Linked DNA regions of Mus musculus: region 1 is linked to region 2. The links are chromatin loops, found by intact Hi-C in ENCODE. Cell type or tissue: gastrocnemius. All regions are shown on one strand.

Region 1 (8,000 bases), 420 kb before region 2:
TGAATGTGCCTACAACAAAACACAGCCTCATGCTGCAGCTAGAAGAGAACAACTGCCTGGTGTCTCTGAAAGAGGCAGGCATGCGCAGACCCCCATGTGTAGGAAAAGTAAGCAGACTGAAGGACCAAAAACAGAAAGCCCAGGACCCTGCCCACAGGACCGCCTGCTGGCCGGTGAGGGTACCGCTAGAGCCTCAGGCATCTGTTCTACATTGAGCTCCCATTAGGAGCAGAGGGAGAACAGTAATATTATTATTGTTGTTATTGCTATTATTATCAATTTGTTTTTACCCAATGCTGCACATGTATATAGTACAGTACCAGCCACTCTCTCCTCCCCAGAAGCCCTCCCTCACATGCCACCACCAAGGGTACTTCTCTCGCTCATGGCCGTCTCGGCCACACCTGTATTCCCAAGGGCTCCAGGCACCACCTCATGCCTACTCACCTCCTAGCAAGTGGTATCCTCAGAGCTGGCTCTGGACCCCTGCTCTCACTTCTGACAGGGACATGGCCATCATGCCATGCTGCAGCATGTCCATTGACACACTGGGTTCTGAGGCCTGCCTGTCTGCACACAACACAGGTACCCTGACCAGCATGTTCTCCCCTCTCTCTTCACATTCATTATTCCACACAGCCTAGTCACTCCCTCTTCTCTGCCTGGCAAGCTTCCCATCTGGTCGTCTGACACCCTGTGCCTTCCCTGCATGGTCTCAGTTGTCAGCTGCCTCAGGGACTGGGCCACCTATCTCCCCATCTTCTGTTTCTACATCAAACTCTAAATAGCTCATCAAGCCCAAAGAATCATAAATGGGACTGCTCTTCCCGGAGGCTGCCAGCCAGCCAATCAACAATGAGCAAAGAGCCCTGGGGCTCCTTGGCTGCCCCAGCCTTGTGAGAACTTTGGACAGCACTTTCATTCTTACTGCCAAGAGTCACCCAAGTTTGTGCCTGAAAAAGAGAAACAGAGACCCTGTCTCAAAAAAGAAATGTTAGAAAGCAATTGTGGGAGATAATCAATGTGGGCCTCTAGCCTCTAAACACACAGACACACACACACACACAAATTCATATACACACAAACACACACATAGCACACACACACACTCATACACACTCTCACACACACTCACACATAGACACACACATACATACAGACACACATTCACACATAGCACACATACACTCATACACACTCTCACACACTCACAGACATATTCATGCACTCACACAGACACACATTCACACATAGCACACACACACTCATACACCCTCTTACACACTCACAGACATACACACACTCACATACACACATACACACACATAGCACATACATACACATACAGAGATACACACGCACTCACATAGACACAGATGCACACAGATGCACACACTCACACATACTCATGCAGCACATACTCACACAGCACACACTCACATAATGCACACTCATAACACATACACTCACAGACATACACATTCTCACATACACACATACACATACTCACTCACACATAGCACACATACACACGTACATATACACACAGAGGGTCAAATCTCTCACATACACCAGGTCACTGCATGTTTTCTCACTGGGTCGTCTTCATACTCCCAACCCACTCAACCCACTGCTGGCCAGAACACCCTACACACACGGTGGCTGTCAGAACCCTCATCTCCAGCTCCATTTCAGGAAATATCTCTACGCTCTAGAACCCTAGCAACATCTTCCCATCCCAGGGGCAAGTCTCTTCTTTGGCTGCAACAAGGACCGATCTTTACAGACAACCCTAAGACACACATCACCCACAGGGAAGCCTAAAATCCCCCTTCCACTCTAATAACCCTAGTTCCTGTTGTCTGTCCTCAGTTATGATAACCTAACTCATACTAAAAACTAATGACTAATCAGAACTTATACAATGCCCCCTCCTTCTTGTGACTTTAAAATGAGGACCCACAGTTCTTAGACAGTATGCCCTCCCAACAAACATTGTCAGCCCCAACTCTAACACCAAGACAGCATTCTCCAAAGTGGGATGTCAGTGCAAGGGCCTACGGAAGCTTCTGGAAAACACCCACGCAAGTGCATGAGCAAACACTTATCCCAAGGAAAGGTTACATTAGTAAGACTTGAGGCAGGACCAGAGGAACAAAAGGTGGCCTAGAGAGGTAGCTGGGCCCGAGTGATGCTTACCAAGCCTCACACTCTGCACACGGCCCCCAATGTGGCTGGAAGCCTCAAGCACAGTGACATCCGTGAAGCCCTGCTCCAGAAGGGCTCTAGCTGCAGCCAGGCCAGCCAAGCCAGCACCGATCACCACCACACGAGGCTGTCCCCTTCTCCGTAGGCCACGACTGAGAGGGTCATCCGCACTGTCGCCACTGGATTCACAACTTTGCATGCCGTCCGTGCTCACCTTCTAGGAGCCTGTGAGGAGAGATGGGGGCTGGGGGTCAGCTCACCTGACCCAAGGGAATCACTGCAAGCTGCCCCCATTCCTTAAAGATCAAGAAGATCAAGAAGAAACATCCTCTAAATGCAGAAAGGGAGATGGGAAGGGGCAGCGAGATATGAGAGCCAGGGAGGGAGCGTGTGTTTTAGGGCCCACTAACAGGTAAGAGGTGGGATCCATCAATTCTACCCCCAAACCTCTTAGGCTTTGCCTGTTCCTCACCCAAGGTCTAAAGTATGGACAAGAGGTGACCTGAGAAGAGATGACCAAACAGGCCAAAGTCAGGAGACTTACCCTAATGCCTTGCTCAACCCTGCATAGCTGCCCTCTGTGCCAACCCCAGGCTGCTTACACAGCCATCAGGATATTCACACATACCAGAGTTACTTGCACAGGCTCCAGAATGTTCACAGCAGCCCAGAACACTTGTACACACAGCACTGGGCTCTGTCCCTGGCTCTCACCTGGCACTTCTGCCCCCTTCCGTCTTTCTCCTCTCTCCTTGCCTTTCGGCTGGCTTTCTGAGTATCAGTGAGGTGGCAATGTGGTGGGAAGGACAGAGTCTTCACCTCCCCGTTCCTCCAGAAAGAGCTAGTATCCAACAAGCCTTGCTATTCTGGGTAGGTCCTTTCTCCATCCACCCAGGCCCCCAGTCACCACAAAACAGCAATGAACCCAGGAAACACTGGATAGTGATGACCCGTGGCACCAGAGACCAGACATCAAATTGACAGTTATACGCTGCCAGCTTGCTTAGAGACGCCAGGCTTGGGCAGCTGGTAATGTAGGGCGAGAAGGTGGCCCAGGGCTGGAATACACTGCTCCTCTAGTCTAAGAATGGCCAGAATACTTTGAAATTCAGCTCCTGTCCTATCCCTTTCATTCCCTGACTCAGCAACGTAAAAGATCAGTTGTCTCAACTAAGGTTTGAGTCACAGATGCCGCAGAATTTAATAGTACCAAGATCGAATGAGGAAATAAAGATGGACAGAAGCTGCTAGTTCACAAGCCAAGAAGCAAATAAAAACCCGTCACCCACACCCATGAAGCAAGTGTGGCCTTTCCCAGCCTCCACACAGCAATCCACTTTTAAAAATCAGGCACATCCCTCCAAATAGACATGTCAAAGACATTTATAGCTTTATCACACTAACCAAATCTGGAAACAACCCAAAAGCCCACCAATGAGAACAGATGCTCAAACCGTGTAGTACTCTCATGCCATGCAAAACTCAGCAACTACAGAAACAAGCAGCTGTGCTCCAACAGCAGCACAGATGCACCTATGAACGTGACTGAGCCAGAGGCCAGACTCCGAGCTGCACATACTGTGTGGCTCTATTCACACGAAGTTCAGGGAAAGGCAAACAATCTGTTGAGGACAGAGATTAAGGGAAAGGGGACATGAATGAGAATAGTAAGGGGAGCTTGCTGCAGTGGAGGGAGCAGATCTACCTGGATCGGAATGGAGGTTACACAGCATGCCAAGACATGTCCACTTCCTTCCAAGGTTTCCATTTTCCCCAGTACAGTGTCCTCTAACACTTGCAGGTTTAGCGAAGTAGGTGCTTTTTTTCCTAAATATGCTCAGGCTAAGAGGCTGCTTCTCCCCCAACTTATTCCATGTGATGTATGGGCCTAGACAGATGTGCTTCCTCTAGCGAGCCTCCTACTCCACTCCCAGACTCAACTAGCCAAGTCAAGCTAGAACATGCTTCCTAAACTACAAGCAGATGGCGCTAGAGACCCAGAATCCCTCCCGGGCAATCCAGGCTTTGCTCGAGAGGCCACTAAAAGGTGGGCGCCAGCCTTTCCTGCCTCCTCCTCCCCCTCCTCCTCCACTACCCTCTCCCCCTTCTTTTAGGCCCCCACCCTCTAGGGAACATGCCAAGCCGGGCTTCTGAAGTCTCTCCCTCCCTTCTCCTCTGCCTAGGTTCCTGTGCACTAAATTTAGAGGTGAGGATGTGGCGGATTGCACGCGCTGGCAGGGTCAGTGGTGATGCCACCGGAAGTCTGCCAGCCACCGCCAACGCTGTGAGAAGCTAGCAAACACACAGAGTGCTGTGGAGGGCCTGCGTCAGCTGTAATGACGCCAGGGTGCCCATGCAACAGGTGAGACCTGACACCGCTGCGTGCCCCAGCCCATACGCTGGAAAAGTGGGGAATCCCCTTGATAGCACCCTGGCCCCAGAGACACTCCAACAGCCTCACTTTTGCAATAAAGGGGTGGGAAGGTGGCAGTGTTTGTAAAGCTTAAAAGTGGAGCCAGGTCTTGAAATGCTACTATGTAAAGCAGGTGTAAAAGGGATTGAACTGGAGTTCTCACACTGACTGCGGCCAAATATGCCTGTAATTCCAGTACTGGGAAGGCTAAAGCAGGAAGATCATGAGGTTCAAGCTAACCTGGGATACATTGAAAGACATTACCTAAAAAAAGAAAAGCAAAACCTGGGGTGGGGGTGGGGGGTCTTGCTTATCACAGGATCCCTGACGCTACCTTCTAAAAGCCAGAAGAGACCTCCTGACCTTTCTTCCCCTAGGCATGACTATACACTGCTGTTGACAGTCAAATAAGGTTATTATAAGACTATCAGCATTTAAGGACCTGACACATGCAGGAACTGTAGAAATGACAGGATTCTGAAAAGGACCACAAGCCATCTTATAGATGACTGCAGAAAGACCCCTCCATTCCCAACACCAAATCTCAGAGACCCTGGACAAGGGTATCAGATGCAAACAGCACAGGACCTGCGAGGGTCCTAACCCACTGACCTTCCCAGCTAACTCTACAGTACTGGTCTTCCATGAGTCTTGTCCCAAACCAGCTCCATCCACCCCTGTTGCCCACAAGAAGCCAGAGGCCACAGAGAGCCACAGACGGCAGAGGATGTCTACCATGGCAATCTTACCACACTGTGTCCATGCACCATGAGGCCCAACTGAAAAATCAGAGAAGACATATCCAGAGAGCCTGCTATGCCAGGCTCAATCAACCTTTGCTGTTAGTTTTAATCACTTTCCCCACTTGTTTTTTTTTTTCCTAAGGGGTGGGGGTTATAGAGGGAGGGAGGGAGGGAGGGAAACTGTCTTATTGAGGAAGAATTTAAATGGTCCTTGGTGCATGCCTGTCCCCTTTTTGCCTTGATCTGTATGCACAGGAGAAACAGAACGCCCTGTACTAGTCCACAGATAAAGGAATGAAGAAAAAGTGCTGGCTCAGCCAGGCAGTGAGGGGGGAGGAGGGGAGCTGAGGCAGCTCAGAACAATAGACACTTGCCTTCTTGCTCTGGCCTCCATGGTAAACTGGGGCAGGAAGGGGGGTATCTAGGGCTTCCTGCCCAGCATCCATGTCCCCAAGCAGGCCAAGCCCCAAAGCTTCAAGAAATCGGGTCAGCCAGAGCATGAGTACCTGTCTACAAATTACCCACTGCTTCCTGACAGCACTTTCCCAGCACAGGCCTCAGCTTCCCGGTGTCAACCCCTCCTCCACACCTGTTGCTGTTGAGCCCCTCCCAGAAATGCCAGAACTCAGCTGAGGTAGCACACTGCTCTCACCCCATCCACAGCCCCAGGGTCAAAGTTGTGGGTGTCCTTTGGAGAAGATCCCCTTTATCCACTAGGCCAACCCAACAATGTCGCCTCTACCCCCAATGTCCTCAGAGACAGACCCTCCAGCTCCCACTCTCTGAATCTCACCTGAACCCAGGCTCATTCACCACCCTCTGGACCAGTGCTTCTCAACCGTCCTAATGCTATGACACTTCAATACAGTTCCTCGGGTTGTAGTGACCCCACACCACCACCACCATAAAAGTATTTCTTTGCTACTTCATAACTGTAACTTTGCTACTGTTATGAATCATAATGTAAATATTTGTGTTTTCTGATGGTCTTAAGTGACCCCTATGAAAGGGTCATTCGACCCCAAAGGGGTTGCGACCCATAGACTGAGAACCACTTCTCTAAAAGATAACTATGGCTGGACCTCATTTAATATGACCACAGGTCAACTCAGCAATTTGTTGAGCCTCTACTCTACAACAAACATAGGAATGCTCTTTATCCTCTGGCTTTGCAGATGTCCCTTCTCACAAGATACTCCCCACCACACACAACATAAAGCCCAAGCCCCACCAAAGCCTTGGGCTTTTCCAGACCACCTAATGACCAAAGGCAAGCATTCATTTCCCTTACCATGCATCAAAGAAGCTGCCTCTGGGTTCTGACCACACAGTCCTCACTGGGACTTAAGAGCTGTGCTGTCATTTGCAGCTGTGGACTGTAGGCCCCACATACTGGCTCTTAAGTACAACAACTACCTACTGGTTCCCAGGACATGGGTATCTCACTGGGGATCCGTTACTGTCTTGTGTCTCAGAACTGAGGCCGCAACTTCCCGGTCACTGAGCAAGGCTGGATTCCAGGCTAGACTGGTACTTCTCCAGCAAGTGAGCATGGCCACAGCCTAAGAGACACTACCGTGCAGTTCAGCAGCCCCAGCCAGTGTAGACACCCCTTCCTCATCAACTGGGATGATCTGCCGTCCATCCACAGGTCACTATGTCCCCAACTGCGATAACTGCTGCAGATATACCACCAGCAACAATCTCCCACACCTTTCAAAGGCACAAAACAGTCTTCCCATCCTGGACCCTCTAAACATGCGCTTTTTGGTTTTCTTCTGTGTGTTTGTATTCCCTCGGGAGCCTGAGATGGGCTCCTCAGGTCACCCAGTCTGGATTTCCTCACTGCTGCCTGCAGAAGACTACGGCTCCAAGGTCACCAGCCCCCTCCTCACTTCACCTCCTTTAGAGTCCAGGATCACACCAGCTGAAACCCTCCAAACTAGGTCATTCCTTCTAACCAGCACCCCTCCTCGCCCTGAAGCCCTATGCTTACTCGTGAGAGACCTACCCAGGACACGGGCACCCTCAGCTGCAGTAGACAGAGTATCTCTGCACCCCCCTTCCACCAACCCTGTGAGCTTCACAAGTCTCTCCAACAGGTAGGAGTAACGGCCAGCTTCATCTTCCTTATAGGGATGCTCTTTCCAAGGTTCTAGCTGGAGGGAAGGGAGAAGGAAGGAAGCTGGGGCTGATCCAGGGGGATATCTTTGGACTTCCTGGCAGGTCTGCAGAGGGTTTGGAATCTTGAGACCCCCCTAGACAATGAAAATATTCTTTTAAGGTAAAAAAGAAAGAAGGGGGAAAAAACACTCCCAGAAATCCCACACCAGCTGCCTCGCTGCGCTGGCAAACAAAGGGGCTCTGTGTCTGTGCAGGGCTCCTCCCACCCTCCAGTCTGAGGCAGGCCGCCCCAGCCTCCCAGCCAGACCCTTCCCAGCCTTCTGGCCCAGGCCAGAATGTGTACAAGGCCTATATAGCACCACCAAACCAGAAGGGCCATGCCAATGGACAGGAATAGAGTTGTAAACATAGTGGGCAGAAAAGGGCAGCCCAGCTCAGTATCCTACTTGCTGGCTAAGGAATCCCTAGGCCAGGGCCTGACTTCCTCTAGGCCTCATTTGACCAACACTTCT
Region 2 (8,000 bases):
TCCTCCCTCCCTCCTCCCTTCCTTTCTCCCTTCCTTTCTTCCTTGAGACAGGTCTCTCTCTGTGACCCTGGCTGTCCTGGAACTTGTATGTACACCAGACTGGCCTCAAATGCAGGGATTCGCCTGTCTCTGCCTCCCTAGTTCTGGGATTAAAGGCATGCACCACCACGTCTAGTTCTCTAGTTCTCTTCTATTTCTTCCTGTGATAAAAACCAGGCGTCTCCAAGCCTGTTTGCCGTGCACACATTCTCAAGCCTGGGTGCTGTGTAAGTGAAGAATGGGCCCACTACTGGGTTTAGCCAGTATCCCTTCCTGCCTTCTTAGCCTCCTCTCCATCTCTCTCTCTTCCTGCCTTCCCCCTTTTTCTTTTATTCCTTTTGGGCTCTGAGATGTACTCAGCTACTGAGCTACACTCCCAGGCTTCCCCTCCTGGTACCTTTCTTTGATGAATTGCTCTCTCAAGGCAATTATGTGATTTCAGTTTGTTGTAAGTTTCTCCTTAAAGATGAGCTTGCAACTGAGTCCTGGCAGCTTACCTTCACAGTGGCTCATCTGAGGGCTGATGGAGACAGTGGAGACAAAGATAATTGGATAATTAATTGGAGCCCTTGTAGCTTTTAGCTTTAGGGAAGGCTTAATCCCGGGACTGGGTGATATATTTAAGGACCCAGGGTCACAGTGTCTCTCTTCTGCCTTTAGTCTTGTATTTATCCGGGCTTCTCCCAGTGGGAGCATGCCCCTCTTGTGTACTAAACAGGACCCAGCCTGATTGTACCTATCCACTAGAGAATACAGAGCTAGGGCTTTTTGTTTGTTTGTATTTTGAAACCCTGTTTCTCATGCTGGCTTGGAACTTGCTATGTAGTGGCTGGTGGCTTTGAACTCCTTATCCTCTTGTCACTGGGATTTTAGTGGTAATATGGCTTTGGTTGAAATCAAGGCCCTTCTGTCCCCAAGCTCCCCCACACTCTCACCAGTAAAGAGGAGTGAAAGGAGGATGAGGAGGCTCACTCGTGAAGCACTTGCTACATGAGCAGGAGAACCCCTTAAAGGTAGAAAGAGTGAAGCAACTCCACAACGATGTCCTCTGACCTCACGGAACCACACACACACACACACACACACACACACACACACACACACACACACACACAGGTACATGCATATACTCACATGCAAGTACACACACATGCATGCATGCACGTTCATACACACATACACTCACACATGCACACACACACGTACATACACACACACACGCACACACACACACGTACATGCACACCTACACAAAGAATAAATTACAATTAGAAAAAAGAAGAGTGGATTGATTTTGGAACCCTTAACCACAGAATTTCATATTCCTTTCTATTAAAATTTCCTTTTAGCTATTCTATTTAAAATTCCCAGGACTTATTTCTGTTCTTTTCTTTGATGGCTGCTTTATGGTTTTATGAATGTAATGGCGTTAAAATGTCCCCTTTCCTAGCCGTTCTGTTCTTTGTGTTCTCTGTTTGGGTCGGTCTGCTCACCTTTTGTTTACTGGTTCTTTTAGCCAGCAGTGTATCTGGGTGGTTCAGAGCTGGCCTCAGGAAATGGCTGCCCCTGTTCACATTCCATCCCCGCCCAGCTGCTGCACAAACCCCCGGCTCCAGTTTCTTTACCTCCCCGTGACTCAGCTTCCTGTGAACGGAGATGATAGTACAAGCTGGCTCGGAGGCTCCTTAGCCTCCACGTACTGCACTCAAAAAGCTGCCAGGACTGCACCAGGCCCCAGCCCTCAGTAGCTGTTTACTATCCATTTTTTCTTTCTTCCTCCTCTTCCTCCTCCTCCTCCTCCTCTCGATCCTCTTCTTTCTCCTCCCCCTCCTCCTCTTCCGCTTCTTTTTTCTTCTCCTCTTCCCTCTCCTCTTCTTCTGTCCCTGTCCCCACTCCCCACCCCCATGTAGTGCTGGGGGTCAAACTCAGGACCTTGTGCATTCTAGGCAATTCTATTGAGCCACACCCCTAGGCTCCCTCCCTCCCTCCTTCTGTTTCATTATGTAGAATGGGCTGGTCTCTAACTCTAGATTGTCCTTCCTCAGCCTCCCAAGTGCTGGCATTATAGGCATGTACTACCAAGCTTGGTGTTATTGTTTTGTGCTTGTTTGTTTGTTTGTTTGTTTGTTTTAAATTAGGGTCATGTAGCAGGTCCTGATCCCCCAATCTTCCTGCCTCCACCCTCTGAGTGTGGGATTACAGACTTGCATTTCTACACCCAATTCATCTTTCACTGACTTTACAACCTCTCTCTCTGCTCTTTCTCCTTCACCATCTAGTAACTGATCTTTATGCAAGTGGTCCCTGTGGCAGGAGGTGAGATAGCTATTGCTCTTCAAGATGGGCTGAACATCCCACCACTCTGGTATTTAAATACTTGGTTCCCAGTTGGGGGCTGTTTGATTAAGAGTGTGGCCTTCAAAGGGTGGATACTTCGTTCCTTCCTAGAATAGGGAACAAAATACCCCATGGAAGGAGTTACAAAGACAAAGTTCAGAGCTGAGATGGAAGGAAGGACCATCCAGAGACTGCCCCACCTGGGGATCCATCCCATATACAACCACCAAACCCAGACACTATTGCAGATGCCAGCAAGATTCTGCTGACAGGACCCTGATATAGCTGTTTCTGGTGAGGCTAGGCCAGTGCCTGGCAAATACAGAAGTGGATGCTCACGGTCATCTATTGTATGGAACACAGGGCCCCCAATGGAGGAGCTAGAGAAAATACCCAAGGAGCTGAAGGGGTCGGCAACCCTATAGGAGGATCAACAATATGAACTAACCAGTAGCCCCCAGAACTGTGTCTCTAGTTGCATATGTAGCAGAGGATGGCCTAGGCGGCCATCAATGGGAGGAGAGGCCCTTGGTCTTGCGAAGATCATATGCTCCAGTACAGGGAAATGCCAGGGCCAGAAAGCAGGAGGGGGTGGGTTGGGGAGCAGGGCTGGGGGAGGGTATAGGGGACCATAGCATTTGAATTGTAAATGAAGAAAATATCTAATAATAAAAAAAGGAGTGTGGTCTTGCTGGAAGAGGTGTGTTGTTGGGATTGGCTTTGATGTTCCAAAAGATTCATGCTTCCTGTTTTGGATCCAGGTATGAGAGCTCAGTTGCCCCCCCAGGACCTTCAAAAAATCTAGCCAGCAAAGAGCCCCACACCTCTAATGCAAAAAACCCTGGTATCTGAAGGAGGAGGAAGCAGAGGGCTCTGGCGCCCTCTGGGGGAGGCTGGAGGCTCTGCACAAACACTGCAAAAACTGGCTGGGGCTCCTTCACAGGAGCCCAGAGCCTGAGTAGGAGAAATGAATGGACTTAGTAATGAATCTGTAGTATTTACCCAGTTACAAAGCTGGTTCTCTGTCTTGCTTAATGGCTGGAGCAACCAGTAGCCACCTTGGACCATGAGTAGAAGCATTCATTGAATATAGCTGACTGGAAACAAAGGAGTCCAGTTTCAAAATGATCAAGTTGCCAGATACATGGCAGCACACAGCTGTAATCCAAGCACTAAGAAAGCTGAGGCAAGAAGATCACAAGTTCAAGGCCACCCAGGGACTATGTAATAAATCTCTATTTTAACCCATTCACACGCAAACATAAGCTGTATGCCAGTGCTAACTTGAGACACATTCTGGTTTATTTATACTGCTGCTATTTGGAGGTTTGGGTTTTGTAGCCAATTTTCCCCCTTTTATTGAAAATGGGTTCTTTTCTCGTATAAATATTCTGATTATGGTTTCCCCTCCTTCCCCTCCTCCCTTATCATCTGGATCCACTCCCTTTCTGTGTCTTATTAGAAAAGAACAGACTTCTGAGAGATAACAACCAAACTTATCAAAATAAGATTTAATAAAACAAAAGCCATCACCCGAGACTGGACCAGGCAACTCAAGAGAAGGCAGAAGAATCAGAGACCCACTTGTTTACACACTCAGGAGTTCCATAAAATCCTAAGCTAGAAGCTGTACCATATCCACAGAGGACCTGTGTGGCCCCGGGTAGGCCCTGTGCTTGCTGCTTTGGTCTCTGTGAGGTCACACGAGCTTTGCTCTCCTGGTCCTGTCCCGTCTGCCTTCTATTATCTTTCCCTCCTCTTCTGTAGGCTTCCCTGAGCTCTGAGGGGAGGGAGTTGATGGAGACATCTCCTTTGGAGTTGAGCGTTCCAAAGTCTCTCGCTCTCTTTGCATGATGTCTGGCTAGGGGTCTTTATTGTTCTCATCTGCTGCAGGAGGAAGTTTCTCTCACGATGGCTGAACAAGACACAGATCTATGAGTATAGCAGAATACCATTAGGAGTCACTTGATTACTACTTTAAAGAAGACAAAGTAGTATTCAGCTTTACCCTAGGTCCCTGGGCTATCTAGGCTCTGACTCTTGGTCACCTAAACAAGGTTACCATTGGTGGCATGGACCTTAAGCTAAATTAGACATTGGTTGGCTGCTGCCACAGCGGTGTCACCGTTGCTCTAGCATGTCTTGCAGGCAGGACAGTATTGTAGGTCAAAGGGTTTGTGGCTGGGTTGGTGTTATGTTTCTCTTTTGGTAGCATGCAGAGTACCTTTACCAAAGACACCAGACTATAGTGGTTAAAGCTCTGTGTAGGCACCAGCTCGACCTCTCCGTGTTCAATGAGTTGTGTGGGTATTGCCTTCAGCAATGGAAACTTGTTATATCGGTTTGTGGAGAGCAACCTGTTGTCTTGTCAACAGCCTGGGCTGTTTGGGGATTTCCATGGAACCCTTTGGCCAACGACTCAATTGGATATGACCCAGTCCCGTACTGTAAGCTTTGTTTAGTGACAAGAAAATGAATCATGACCCCAACTCCGTGTCCCCCATTATTCGGAGGTTCATGTATTTTATATATTTTAGGGAGTTTCCACTGCACTACATTTCCCATACCACCCCTCAAATGGCCCTCCATTCTAGCTTCCTCTCCCATGCTCCCTCCCCTTCCCCATCTGATCTTCTGTTCCAGCTCACCCACCTCTCATCTTTTTTTTTTTTTTTTTTTTTTAATCAAGACGAATATTCTCTGGGCAAATCTCAAAATATCTCCACAGATGGATTCTTCCACCTAAAATGAGACGGACGGAACCCACTTCACAGCGACCATGCAGACTCACTTCAAGTGCAGGAGTCTCCCTCACCTCAGAGCTGCCTTGGGCTTTTTATTTATGGAGGTTTCCATTGACCCAAGGAAAGGAGGAGGAGAGGAGTTGCCTGCTTGGGCCAGAGAAGCCAATCCCGACTCTGCCTCCTCACGCTAAGGAAGAGCAAACCAGTCCAGGCCTCCAGGCCTTAGCCTGCTAAGGGAGTTGAACAAGTAGGACCTCAAGCCCCCATTGCCAGTCACCAGTAAATCCCCAGAGCTGCAGAGAAACTTGGTATGGCACCTATAGTCACCCCACAGGGTATCAGGGTGGCTCAGGTCTGGCGGGTGCAGGCTCACACAGCTAGACTTTGTTCTAGACCACTGCTTCTGTCTACCCATGTGTCATATCTCCTATCTTGGCCAACGTGCTACCTGTAGCCTGTTCTTTGTACGACAGTGGCAAGGACACATGTGGGGAGGCCACCACAGAAGGACATTTTGAAGAACTTGCTTCTGTCTTGTCCATTAACATCTATTGGTCAAAAAGGTCACAGAGCCAAGACCAGAATTAAAGGCCGGAGAACATAGTTACCTTTGCCAAGTGGAAGAACCTGGTCTGTAAAGTACAGAAGAGCAGGTAGTGATGTGTCAACTTGTCACTGAGGAAGGAATAAATGAGGTGGGCATGGTGCTGAGTTCAAGGCCAACCTGGCCTAGATAGTGAGTCTAAAAACAAAAAAAAAAAAAAAAAAAAAAGGAAGGAGGAAGATGGCTTGAGAGTGGGTAAGCAGGTAAGAGATTGAGCTGCTGAGTCTGGGTTCAGATCTCAGCAGCCACGTAAAATATTCTGGTATGGCTGTTTGTACCTTTAATTCTCACACTCTAAGGGGTGGAGACAGGATCACTGTGGCTTGCTGGTCACCAGGCTAGTCCAGGTTCAGTGAGATGGCCCTGTTCCAAACAGATGTGAAGGGATAGAGCAGGACTTCCCACTTGTGCACACTGTCTGTCTGTCTGTCTCTGTCTCTCTATCTCTCTGCCTCTCTGTCTCTCTCTGTCTCACACACAGACACACACACACTAACAAAAGATGGAAATAGACCCAATTAGCTGCAGCTCCCTATGTCAGCTGCACATAGTAGGCCCTCAAATGGCAGAGAATCTTGTACTATAAGAGTGGTTTGTGGGCCTGGTGGTGGTGGCTCATGCATTTAGTCCCAGCACTCTTGAGGCAGAGGCAGGTAGATCTATATGAATTTGAGGCCAGCCTGGTCTACAGAGTGAGTTCCAGGACAGCCAGGGCTACACAGAGAAATCCTGTCTCAAAAAACAAAAACAAACAAACAAAAAGTAATGGTGGAGTTTTTTTTATGGCTTTGTTTTTGTGTGTGTGTGTGTTTTAGTGTGTGTGTGTGTGTGTGTGTGTGTGTGTGTGTGTGGCAGGGGTTGCCCCCATGGATACACATGCATTTATCTACAGAGGCCAGAAGAGGATGACAAGTTCCTTTGGAGCTGGAGTGACAGAAGGTTGAGAGCTGCCATGTGGGTGCTGAGATTCTAACTTGAGTCTTCTGAAAGAGCAGCCAGTGCTCTTAATCCCTGAGGCATTTCTGTGGTCTTGTTTCCTCTTTATTCAAACAAGGCCTCACTTTGTAGCAGAGCCTAGCCTTGAACTTGAAGTCCTCCTGCTTCAGCCTTCTGAGTGCTAGGATTGCATTTGTGTGCCACCATGCCTGGTTTGGATACTCCCAACCTGTAGGGGGTATAGGGAGACTCTTGGAGGACTTGGAAGGGAATGCCTTGATCCACTTGCCTGTGATGTTCCCAGGTCAGATTTGCCTCCCGGAGACTCTCCCCAAAGGCTAGGTGGTCCAAAGAGACAGGTCTAAGCCTGGCCAGAGAATGAAAATACCGGCCTCTCTTCTCATTTGTCTGGGAGAAAACTTCACTGTGGTCCTGGGTCCCACCTCAGCTGCTCAAGTCCCCAAGTTCTTGGTCCAATGGGGGCTGTCCCATGTCTAAGGCTTTTCCTGTTCCGAGATTGTGCAAGGCCCTCAGCTGCCCTCTGAGCCAGATATCAGCTGGACAGAGAGAGGGTTGAGGGTTCAGGAAAGAGGAAACAGCCCCCAGGACAGGATCCTCCTCTCCTGGGAAGCAGAAGCAGAGAACCAGCTGCTCGGAGTTCTTGGCCTTCCTTCCTGTTCTCTTCTCTGGAAGGCAGGTCAGCCTGCCCAGCAGCCATTTCCTCCCATGGCACAGACACTTCCATCTCTGGGCCTGGAGAGGAGGAGTGGGGAGTGGAGTAGGCCTCGGCTTTTCTGAGATAGGGTATGCACGTAGGTGTGACTCCTGGACCCTCTAAACCCTTGCAAACCCTAAACATGAAATCCAAGCTATCCCCCTGCCCCATGCTAGGTCCTCTCCAGCCTCAGCCTTGGCCCAGCCATAACCCTCCTCCCTCCTCCATAGCAGCTACTTCCATCTCAGGCTCCCTTCTCTGGAGTGGCAGCTCCAACCACGTACTACATGCCTTATTCCCACAGTCCCCAACACACCATCCCAATCCCAACCCCAACCCCAGCCCCCGCACTCATACCCAGCCTCCACCTTATCCTCACCTGCACCCATTCCCACCTTGGATTCCAATCCAGATCCCAGGCAACCACCCACCATGACCATGCCCATCCCTCCCTTAATTTTCCTACTCTAATGGACCCCGCTCAGCCTTTTTCACTTTGATGCTTCACCTGTCGTGGGTTTGTCAGTCAGAACGAGTCAAAACTAGGCTGAGGAATGAGCTGTGGACTTTCTACTACCTGAGTCAAAGTCAGTGGTTAGCTGCCGGGCCTGGTGGTATAGGTTCG

Evidence for each region. Peaks named below come from ENCODE experiments on the same cell type or tissue, not always from the same donor. Only the 100,000 strongest peaks of a DNase experiment are listed, where the experiment ranks them.
Region 1: a loop joins it to region 2, with 2.1 times the contacts of the local background. A loop is called at or near these places in 11 of 42 quality-filtered maps.

Annotation. Positions count from the first base shown.
Region 1 is chr2:131,506,417-131,514,416 of GRCm38, reverse strand. It overlaps Smox (spermine oxidase), which reads right to left. Exons shown (of 7, transcript NM_145533.2): 2 at 2,200-2,433. The coding sequence starts at 2,407. Among named protein-coding and RNA genes, the nearest start is that of Gm30732, 16 kb to the left of the region's middle. In gastrocnemius, CTCF peaks have their summits at 150 and 4,195; DNase peaks (open chromatin) are centred at 4,253, 4,472, 5,741, 7,758 and 1 more place; H3K4me3 peaks cover 5,875 bases; H3K27ac peaks cover 7,469 bases.
Region 2 is chr2:131,090,308-131,098,307 of GRCm38, reverse strand. No RefSeq gene overlaps it. Among named protein-coding and RNA genes, the nearest start is that of Siglec1, 7.5 kb to the right of the region's middle. In gastrocnemius, a CTCF peak has its summit at 3,266 (motif pointing left); a DNase peak (open chromatin) is centred at 3,260; H3K4me3 peaks cover 648 bases; H3K27ac peaks cover 3,569 bases.